Regions from separate parts of the Homo sapiens genome. Here region 2 is linked to region 1. Evidence: read pairs that join two places in POLR2A ChIA-PET (ENCODE). Cell type or tissue: OCI-LY7. All regions are shown on one strand. Each heading gives the region's core, and the rest is flanking DNA. Links, peaks and the distances in the headings are about the cores only.

Region 1 (5,381 bases), core at 203-5,202:
CATACTCACTAAGTCACCAGCCATGAAAATGAAACCATCTTAGATCCCAGATCACAGAGTAACCCCAGCCAATGCCAACAGAGCAGACTTACCCAGCTGAGCCCTGAACAGGTTTCTGAACTACAGCACTGTGAGATAAAATAAAACAACCGTTGTCTTAGGCTGCTAAGTTTTGAGATTGTTTGCTACACAAAAACAGATAACCAAGATGGCTGGGGCACCCCTATTCAGGCCACCAGTTCAATGACCAACTTCCAATTCCCGCATCAATATGAGAGATGGAGGATCATGGCTCATTCTCAAAATGACCGGGCGGAGGAGCTGGAGCCAAAACGTAAAGTGCTGAGCATGTCTTTGAAAGGGTCTTCTAGAGGCTCTTTGCTTGGGATGGCTCTATGACTCCTATAGGTGAAGTGCTGAAGTAAATAGGAAAACTGACCTAGGAATGGCCTCCAGATGATGAGGCAAAGTGTGCAGAAACTGAGAGGGGGTGTGAGTCTGGGAGGGGAAGTACGAGGGGGCTGGACGGCATCTGGAAGAGGAAGGTCCTGAGAGACACATAGGAGGGAGCTGGGTTCTGGGAGGAGGACTTGGGGATGAATGTTTCTGTAAGGGAAGTAGAGGGCGGTGGGGGGCACCGAGAGTACAGGCAGCCTTGAGCTGGTGTCTGGCCAAGGGTTGTAGCAGTCCTTGGGCTGGTGTCTTCTCCTGCTCCATCTGCGGCTGTGCTGGGCTCTCTTTAAAGAGCCCTTCTGGGCATCCAGATGAGCTCACACAAACAGTGCAGGTGCAGGTCTGGCCCGTAAACCACAACAACTGGGGCCTGTGCTGCCACAATGCGCTGGGCAAAGCCTCCAGAGGGGGAGAAAGGGTGACTATTTGTTTAGCATCATCAGCAAGAGTTCCAGAACCCATCAAAAGCAAAGCAGAAACTTTTGTATTAAGGAGATTAAACTTTAAACTCAGCTGAGAAGGCTCTGCTGTTTGAGTGGCTTTGTTGTGCCTGGCATTGTGTGATTATATGCAAATCACCAGGAAGCCTCCCTGGGGTCCCAACCGCAGAGGCTTAGCTGCCCAGCGGGTGGGTGTGCGGGACAGGGGGCAGCCCACGTGCTAGTCAGGTAACACCCAGTACCCAGGCCGGGGCAGCCTGCTTTCCCTTAAGTTCAGGGAATTGGGGATTTGAAAATATGTTTAATGTGTTGGCCAGAGATTTCTGGTGGATGGATAGGACAGCAGGGACAGAGGTGCCACCGGGAAGGTATAAATGGAAACCTAAGACAGTGTCCAGTTAGGACGGGGGAGGTTCACATATCCAGGGACCCCCTGACCACATCACGCCTTCTTTAGCATCCTCTCTTTTGAAGCTTAGGGTAATGTATGGGGTCACCAAGGAGATGAGGAAATGTTTTGGTTTTCCTGTGGCCATTCAGAATAAGGACTTGGGAGGATTATCCTGAGTTTATTGATCCAGAAAATGTTTAATGTTTACTCTTGGCAAGGTGCAGAGCTAGGTGCTGGCGGTGGTGGGTGAGAATGGAGATGAATAAAATGTCTCTGTTGTTGAGGAGTTTACAGAGAAGATGTTTACCCAGATAACTAAAATACCTGGCAACATTTGGTAAGCGCTGGGGGAAATGGCCCATGAGAGTGCCTGGCTTTGGACAGAGGCTAACTGAAGGGGTCGAGGAAGGTTTCACAGAGAAAGAACAGAGTCAGGCCAGAGGTGGAGGCTGCATGAGCCAAGGAATTCCTGTTGAGAAGGGCAGGGTGCAGGCTGGCTGTGTGCCCTGGCTCACATGGTGTCTCAGGGGCTGTGGGGAAGACAGATTGTGCATATTGGGGCCCAAGTTCCAGGCTAGAATTTGGCCCACACAAATTGGAGTCAGATGTCTAACCCACAAAGTTAGGTCTAGGGACTCTGGGACCCCGTGTCAGCACTTGCAGAACTGCCATCAGGGTGACACCAGAGACCTCTGTGTCCCGTCTGTTGATGCCTCTGTGGCTGCCCTGGCAGCCCCCTTCCCCTCTTCCTTTAAGCAGCATCTACAACTGCTTCTCAGCCCTTAATAACAGGGTCAGCTTGGACATCTCCAAGGCTCTACTTCCTGGTGGGTGTAGAATGTTGTCTAGTATAGTCAGAGTCATAGCTGTCAGTTCCCCTCTGCTTGGGGGGCTATGGGCCTGGCTGGGGTCCTGCAGATCTGGGTTGAGGATGAGAGTGGAATGAGCTTGGTCCTTGGGCTATTAGACATGTTGAGGATAGAGATCATTAAAGATATGACCAGGGCTGAAAAGAAAACCCAGGAAGGCTGAGTAGCTAAGCTATCAACACGAGAAACTGGGCAGAGTAGCAGAAGCAAGTAAGAGACCCCAGGATGGAAACTGCAGAGTGTCGCCTAGGAGTGGAGGGAAGAGCCTGCTCCTGAGCTGCTGGGTAGTGGTGGGGATGCAATGGGGATACAGGTGGGGGTCTAGGCACTCGCTGTTGTAGCTCTAGCCTCAGGCAAGGCGGTGAGGATGCTCAGAGGCTCTCCGGCCCCTCCAGCCTTCAGTGGCTGGTTCACTGGCATTGGCCTAACCTTCTTGCAGAGGGAGCCACACCAGTCCTCAAGTTGAGCACAGCTCTTGGGCCCAGATTGGAGCATGGTGATTTGGGAATGAGAAACAATAGCTTTAGAAATTGAGAAACTCCATCCCTTTCCAGCATCCCCCTCATCCCCCAACCCAGTTCCTGGCAGGAGTCCCTGGACTCATCTGGGGTTTTTCAGGGGTGGTAAAAACTGAGGGTCATTTTTGCTGAGGAGTTCTGAGCACTGGAGGAGGAGAATGATCTCCTCCATTCCACAGATCAATACACTCCTCCCGTTTTGCAGGAAGCTTCTGGGAGCAGGGGGTCTCTGGGCTCTGAGGGGGTGTAGTGGATGGAAGCCAAAGAAAAAATTGCTCTTTGGAACACCGTGTCCTGTGCCCTGTCAGAGGAGCAGATGTTCTTCTGAGGGTGGGGGCTGCTGGGGGCTGCAGCAGGTTGGGAGCCAGGCAGGAAGAGTTCCAGATGATGAGGGAGTTGAAAGGAATTTTATAAAGATATTGTCTGCGACTTGGGTTGGATAAAAGTCTCCGCAGACAGGGCTGTTCACCTGCTAGGCTTTTGTTCTGCCCTGCAGCGTCTGCTTGCCACACAGCCCCAGGGCAGGGTGATGGTGGGGCGGGGTGATGGTGGGGAGGGCATGCTGTCTGCCATCTGCCGGAGAAATACAACAAACACCCACACGCGAGCCAACGGAAACTCTCAGCAAAACAAACGGCGCTCGCTCGAGGGCGCCTTGCCTGGGTGTGTGGACTGGAGGGGCAGGCGCGGGAAGGTGAAGGGGCACCTGCCGGGGGAGGGGCTGGGCTAGCCGCCTGCCCCTGGGCCAGCAAGGTCAGGTACGGTCTGCACCCATGTCTGCCTGGACCCCTCAGGCCTGTTAGGTGAAAGCCCTTCTTTTGTTTTTTTTTTTTCTTTTTTTGAGACGGAGTTTTGCTCTCGTTGCCCAGGCTGGAGTGCAATGGTGAGATCTCGGCTCACTGCCATCTCCGTCTCCCAGATTCAAGCGATTCTCTCTGCCTCAGCCCCCTGAGTAGCTGGAATTACAGGCGCCCACTACCACGCCCAGCTAATTTTTGTATTTTTAGTAGAGATGGGGTTTTGCCATGTTTGCCAGGCTAGTCTTGAACTCCTGACCTCAGGTGATCCACCCATCTCAGCTTCCCAAAGTGCTGGGAGTGCTGGGATTACAGGCGTGAGCCACTGTGCCTGTCCAAAAGTCCCCCATTTATCCAGTTGCCAGGTCTAAAAAGCCAGGAGTTACAAAGCTGGAGGTGGTCGTCACCAGTTCTATTGATCACCAAATTCAGATAATCAGGGTGCTGGATTTGCAGCTACTGATCGAGGGTGAAATGAAGAGTAAGACGGATTGGGCTCAAGACCTGACTTAGCCATTTCTGTAGACACTTCTGTGAGCCCCTTGCTTCCTTATGTTTAAAATGGGGTGATAATAATGGCTAACCTGGGAAGTTGTTATGAGAATGGAAATAATATCTTTCAAAAGTACTTTGCAAAAATATATCTGGTGGTTATTAACATTTTCTTTGTGGCTCTGGGTATTTGCTTCTGGCTTTGTGACATGCAGAACTCTTCTGCGGGGGAGGTCCTCAGCCTGGGTGAAGAGCATTTGGGAAATCGTGCAGCTTGTGGGGCTTGTGAGCATAAACCTTGGACTTACAGCTGGGCTCTGAGGCCCAGGTCAGTGAGGAAAGTGGGAGCTGAGATGGCTTAGGGCGGGTGGGGTGGAGTTGTGTTTGATTGCATGGTAACACTAAATATCTGGCTGTGGCCTCACCCTGGGGGGTTGAGGGCTGGGCTATAGATCTTCCCCAACATCTCTGCTCCCCTTGGGGATCTACGTTTCCCCCTTTCCCCAGAATCCACAGTGAGTGGCAGTGGGCACGAGTGTCCACAAACCTGTTGGGACAGGGTAGGCAGCTTGTTTGCTCTTCCCAGGGCCAAGCCTGGTGGGCTGGACCCAGAAGTATTATGTTACTCAGCCAAAGAATTCCTTTCCTCGCCTGCCTCCATTTATAAAGGGGAAACAAAACCCTGAGCGGTATGCTTTCGTGGTGCCAAGCCAAGTCCTCAAGTGTCATCTCTGGGGAGCTGCCTCCTCCCCAGGGCAGGGTGCAGCCTCCTGGGGAAACAGCAGCCCTTCTTTCTCCTTCCCACCCGTGGCGGTGGTGGCGGTGGTGTCCCCACTTACCCTCAAGAGACCTTGGATTCTCTCTCACTACCCCCGAGTGCTTTCCATATCCAGGTCTGAGCCCTTGAGAGTGGGGCAGGGCTTGTGGCTTCCCTTGGCCCAGTGGAGAACGGGACAGGGTTGCTGGGTGTCTGTCTCAGTTCCAGCTGGTGCTAGTGTACTCTGGCCAACAGAACCACCAAACACATCTTCTGTTTGCTTTGAGAACTTGAGATGGATTTTAGATCCTCCAGGGCACGTACTGCTACACTTCAGAGTTCTGGCCAGAACCGGGCAGCCCTGGGGAAGCCTGCACCAGTGCTGGGCCGGCCCTTCCGAGTTGTGTCTTGCTGGAGAGTCCCAGGGCCAGGTGAGGTCTGAACTTTAGAGGCTTGTCAGGTGAGATCTTATTCTGCAGCCAGCGCTGGGATGGCTGATGGAATAAGGGTCAGGCAGGATGAGTGAAAGGTGAGAGGTGTCAATGAAGGCATTGTTCAGGGCTTGGGCTGGGAAGGACCTCTGAGATTCCCTGCCCTCCTTATTTCTTCCTGGATGGGTGGTCCTCTTTCTATCTATAGGAAGAGGGATTGCCAGGAAACTTGG
Region 2 (5,381 bases), core at 68-5,067, 1.1 Mb after region 1:
CATGTGATGTTCCTGCTCCCCCTTTGCCTTCTGCCATGATTATAAGCTTCCTGAGGCCTCCCCAGAAGCAGATGCTGCTCTATTTCTGGTAAAGCCTGCAGAACCATGAGCCAAATAAATCTCTTTGCTTATAAATTACTCAGTCTCAGTTATTTCTTTATAGGAGTACAAGGATGGCCTAACACAGAAAATTGGTACCAGGAGTGGAGTATTGCTATAAAGATACCCAAAAATGTGGAAGAAACTTCGGAGCTGCGTAACAAGCAGAGATTAGGAGAGTTCAGAGGGCTCAGAAGAAGACAGGAAGATGAGGGAAAGTTTAGAACTTTGAGACTGGTTAAATGGTTGTGACCAAAATGCTGATAGTGACATGGACAATAAAGTCCAGGCTGAGGAGGTCTCAGAGCGAACGAAGAACTTACTGGAAACTAGAGCAAAGATCAGGCATATTATGCCTTAGCAAAGAGCTTGGCTGTACTCTTTTCATGCCCTGGGAATCTGTGGAAGTCTGAACTTCATAGTGATGATTTAGGGTATCTGGCAAGAAATTTCATTTTTTTTTTTTTGAGACAGAGTCTCGCTCTTGTTGCCCAGGCTGGAGTGCAGTGGCGTGATCTCGGCTCACTGCAACATCTGCCTCCTGGGTTCAAGTGATTCTCCTGCCTCAGCCTCCTGAGTAGCTGGCATTAAGGGCATGTGCCATCACACTTGGCTAATTTTTGTATTTTTAATAGAGATGAGGTTTCTTCATGTTGGTCAGGCTGGTCTTGAACCCCTGACCTCGGGTGACCCTCCCACCTTGGCCTTCCAAAGTGCTGGGATTACAGGCATGAACTACCACTTCCAACCGACAGAAGAAATTTCTAAGCAGCAAAGTGTTCAAGAGGTGTTATGGCTGCTTCTAACAGTCTATATTCAGATGTGGGAACAAATAAATGACTTAAAGCTGGAAATTATATTTAAACAGGGATCAGAGCATAAAAGTTTAGAAAATTTGCAGCCTGGCCATGTGGCAGAGAAAGAAAAAGCTTTTTCAGGAGAGAAATTTAAGCAGGCTGTGGAGTGACCACTTGCTAGACATGTTTGCATAATTAAAAGAGAGCCAGGTGCTAATATCTAAGACAATTGAGAAAATGCCTCAAAGGCATTTCACAGATCTCTGCAGCAGCCCCTCCCATCATAAGCTCTGAGGCCTAGGAGGACTGAATGATTTTGTGGGTCAGGCTCAGGGCCCCACTGCCTTGTGCAGCCTCAGGACACTCCTTCCCACAACCCAGTCACTCTAATTACAGCCTTGGCTCAAAGGGGCCCAGGTACAGCTCAGGCTGCTACTTTAGAGAATGTAAGCTGTAAGCCTTGGTGGCTTCCAGGTGATGTCAAGCCTATAGATGCACAGAATGCGAATGAAGAACACTTGGCAGCCTTCACCTAGATTTCAGAGGATGTATAGAAAAGCCTGGGCTGGGTGTTGTGGCTCACACTTGTAATCCCAGCACTTTGGAAGGCAGAAGCAAGTGGATCACTTGAGCTCAAGAGTTCAAGACCTGAGCCTGGGCACATGGTAAAACCTTGTCTCTACAAAAAAAATTAGCTGGGAATGGTGGTATTTGCCTGTTTTCCCAGCTACTAGGGAGGCTTAGGTGGGAGGATCGCTTGAGCCTGGGAGATTGAGGCTGCAGTTAGCCACAATCAGAGCACTGCACTCCAGCCCGTATGACAGAGCAAGACGTTGTCTCAAAAAAAAAAAGAAAGAAAGGGAAGGAAGGAAGGAAGGAAGGAAGAAAGAGAATAGACTAGCTGTATTTCCTAGGCTAAGGATTCCTAAGCCTAGCTGGGGAAGGTGACTGCACCCACCTTTAAACACAGGGCTTGTAACTCAGCTCACACCCAACCAATCAGGTAGTAAAGAGGGCTCACTAAAATACAAATTAGGCTAAAAGCAGGAGGTAAAGAAATAGTCAAATCATATTATCGCCTGAGAGCACAAAGGGAGGGACAATGATCGGGATTTAAACCCAGGCATTTGAGCAGGGAGTGGCAACCCCCTTTGGGTCCCTTTCCATTGTATGGGAGCTCTGTTTTCACTCTATTAAATCTTGCAACTGCTCACTCTTCTGGTATGTGTTTGTTCTGGCTCGAGCTGTCCACCACTGCTGAATGCCGCTGTCACAGACCTGCCACTGACTTCCACCACTCTGGATCAGGCAGGGTGTCCACTGCACTTCTGATCCAGCGAGGCACCCATTGCTGGATCGGGCTAGAGGCTCACTATTGCTCCTGCACTGCTAAGTGCCCAGGTTCATCCTAATCCAGCTGAACACTAGTCACTGGGTTCCACAGTTCTCTTCCGTGACCCACGGTTTCCAATAGAACCACAACACTCACCGCATGGCCCCAAGGTTCCATTCTTTGGAATCCAGGAGGCCAAGAACCCCAGGTCAGAGAACAAAAGTCTTGCTGCCACCTTGGGAGCCGGCCGCCACCATCTCGGGAGCTCTAAGAACAAAGACCCGACTGTAACACAAGGAAGGGAAGGGAAGGGGAGGGGAGGGGAAGTGAGGAGAGGGGTCAACTTCCTGTGCAGGTGTGAGAAATTACTCACATAATCAACTTGATAGCCACAGTATGAAACATCAGTGTGACCACAAATACACTCATAAACACACACGCTATCTCATGTTTGATAAATTGTTCATGCGGGTCTTTTTTTTTTTTTTTTTTTTTTTTGAGGCGGAGTCTCGCTCTGTCGCCCAGGCTGGAGTGCAGTGGTGCAATCTCAGCTCACTGCAAGCTCCGCCTCCCAGGTTCACACCATTCTCCTGCCTCAGCCTCCTGAGTAGCTGGGAGTACAGGCGCCTGCCACCACGCCTGGCTAATTTTTTGTATTTTTAGTAGAGACGGGGTTTCACCCTGTTAGCCAGGATGGTCTCTATCTCCTGACCTCGCGATCCGCCCGCCTTTGCCTCCCGAAGTGCTGGGATTACAGGCGCGAGCCACCGCGCCCTGCCAGAGTCATTTATTTTTATTTTTATTTTTATTTTTAATCATGGTAAATATATATAGATATTTAAAATACAAATATTTTCATCTTAACCATTTTAAGTGTACCATCCCGTAGTGTTAAGTATATTCGCATTGCTGTGAAACCAATTTGCAGAACTTTTTCATCTTGCCAAACTGAAACTGTATGCCTATTAAACGATAACTTCTCATTTCCCCTCTCCCCAGCCCCTGGCAACCAGCACTCTCCTTTCTGTCTCCATGAATTTGACTACTCTGAATATCTCATATAAGTGGAATCATACAATATTGGTCATTTTGTTTCTGGCTTATTTCACTTATCATAATGCCCTCAAGTTTCATCTATATTGTAGCATATAATGGGATTTTCTTTTCTAAAGGTGAATAATATTCCATTGTATGTATATATCACATTTCGTTTATCCATTCATTCACTGGTGGACATGGGTTTCTTCCACTTTTGGGCTAGTATGAATAATGCTGCTATGAATTTTGGTGTACAAATACCTCTTCAAAACTCTGTTTTCAATTCTTTTGAGTATTTATCTAGGAATGAAATTGCTGGATTATGTAGTAATTCTACTTTTAATTTTGAAAAATCACCATACTATTTCTCATACCAGCTGTTACTTTACATTCCCACCAACAGTGCACAAGAGTTCTAATTCGTGGGCTGGGTGTGGTGGCTCACTTTGGGAGGCCGAGGCGAGCGGATCACAAGGTCAGGAGTTTGAGACCAGCCTGGCAAACATAATGAAACCTCGTCTCTACTGAAAATACAAAAAATTAGCTGGATGTTGTGTGCCTGTAATTTCAGCTACTTGGGAGGCTGAGGCAGGAGAATCTCTTGAACCCAGGAGGTGGAGGTTGCAGTGAGCTGAGATCGCGCCATTGCACTCTAACCTGGGTGACAGTGTGAGACTCCGTCTCGGAAAAAAAAAACAAAAAAAAAGAGTTCCAATTCCTCCACATCTTTGTCAACACTTTTTTTTTTATAGTAGTCATCCTATTGGGTGTGTGGTAAAGTATCATTTTTTTGGATTCTGTTAACGTGTACTTTATTTTATTATTTTTATTTTCTTTTATTATTAGTACTTTTTTGAGACAAAGTCTCACTCTGTCACTCAGGCTGGAGTGCAGTGGCATGATCTCAGCTCACTGCAACATCTGCCTCCTGGGTTCAAGCGATTCTCCTGCCTCAGCCTCACAAGTAACTGGGATTACAGGCACCCGCCACCAAGCCCAGCTAATTTTTATATGTATTTTTAGTAGAGATGCGTTTTCACCATGTTGGCCAGGCTGGTCTCGAACTCCTGACCTCAAGTGATTCACCTGCCTTGACCTCCCAAAGTGCTGGGATTACAGGCGTGAGCCACTGCACCCGGCCAGTTAGGTGTAGTTTAAACATTTATTTATGTAGTAAGAGCAAAGTCATTCTGTTCTAAATTCTAAATAAAAGAACCTACTTTTCAGTTTCATGAATATCCAGGCAAAATACCTTTGTTTGTGTGTGATTGAATAGACACTTTTATTTCGTATCTATCTTCATTTATTATGTGTGATTGTTCTCAAATACGAGATTTCATTTTCTATTTGCTATTGTTCTCAATGAGGAGCTGGTCAGTGACACAGAGAAAGCAGTATCAAAGCATCAGAGAACATGGAGGTTACCAGCCTCCATGAGCTGAGCTGATCAGCTGTCACAGAGTCCTCACTCCTGATCAACAGTCTCTCTCCTTATCTCTATATGCCCACCCCCAAGTGGACAGCAATCCTAGTTACACCCATGGGAATCCAAGATGGAACTGCCTTCTTGAATAACCAAGAAAGGGAACCCAAAGGCTGGAGCTCTGATGTTGCAATGACATATAGATCTGTGGTTCTTGTTTCTAGCAGCCAGTTACTGGTTTCTTTCTATTTTCTAGCTTCCCTGGGCCATGGAAGGGGCTGCTCACCTATAAACACCTTGGATTAACGAGCCTCTTTCTCTCGAAGTGTGTGTAGAGCTCAGTCCACAATTCAGAATCATGATGAATGGCTAATTCTATAGATTGCAGTGGTTTTTCTTTCTACTTGCCACTATGGTCCCTTTGGGGTATGAAGGACGATCTCACCGATTATTGCAGAAAACTCATTTACCTCCCCCCTCCAGTTATTATGGCCACATCAACTTTATCATCTCCTCCGCACCAGCAGCTGCTGCCTCCCCAACAATAATAAGGCCTGTTGTCCTTGGGCTGCAGCCACCTCACCTGCTGTGGCCATTGGATTTGAAACGGGAGGGGGGTCAGGGAAGTTTTGGGTGGAGAAGGGCAGGTCCTCGGCTAGAGCTCCACCCCCTGGCCTATGCTCACGGACCT

Evidence for each region. Peaks named below come from ENCODE experiments on the same cell type or tissue, not always from the same donor. Only the 100,000 strongest peaks of a DNase experiment are listed, where the experiment ranks them.
Region 2: POLR2A ChIA-PET joins it to region 1 with 6 read pairs; 1 of 35 experiments calls an interaction of 5 or more read pairs at or near these places.

Annotation. Positions count from the first base shown.
Region 1 is chr11:111,434,759-111,440,139 of GRCh38, reverse strand. It overlaps a transcript of BTG4 not described here. Among named protein-coding and RNA genes, the nearest start is that of POU2AF1, 58 kb to the right of the region's middle. RefSeq lists silencers at 751-820, 841-890 and an enhancer at 256-842. In OCI-LY7, for the core only: CTCF peaks have their summits at 3,063 and 3,262 (motif pointing left); DNase peaks (open chromatin) are centred at 789 and 3,259; H3K4me3 peaks cover 2,248 bases; H3K27ac peaks cover 3,924 bases.
Region 2 is chr11:110,325,528-110,330,908 of GRCh38, reverse strand. LOC124902752 (a long non-coding RNA gene) reads right to left here and starts at 2,508. Exons shown (of 2, transcript XR_007062884.1): 1 at 2,386-2,508. In OCI-LY7, for the core only: no CTCF peak of the experiment used is centred there; DNase peaks (open chromatin) are centred at 1,408, 2,168 and 2,588; H3K4me3 peaks cover 2,672 bases; H3K27ac peaks cover 2,696 bases.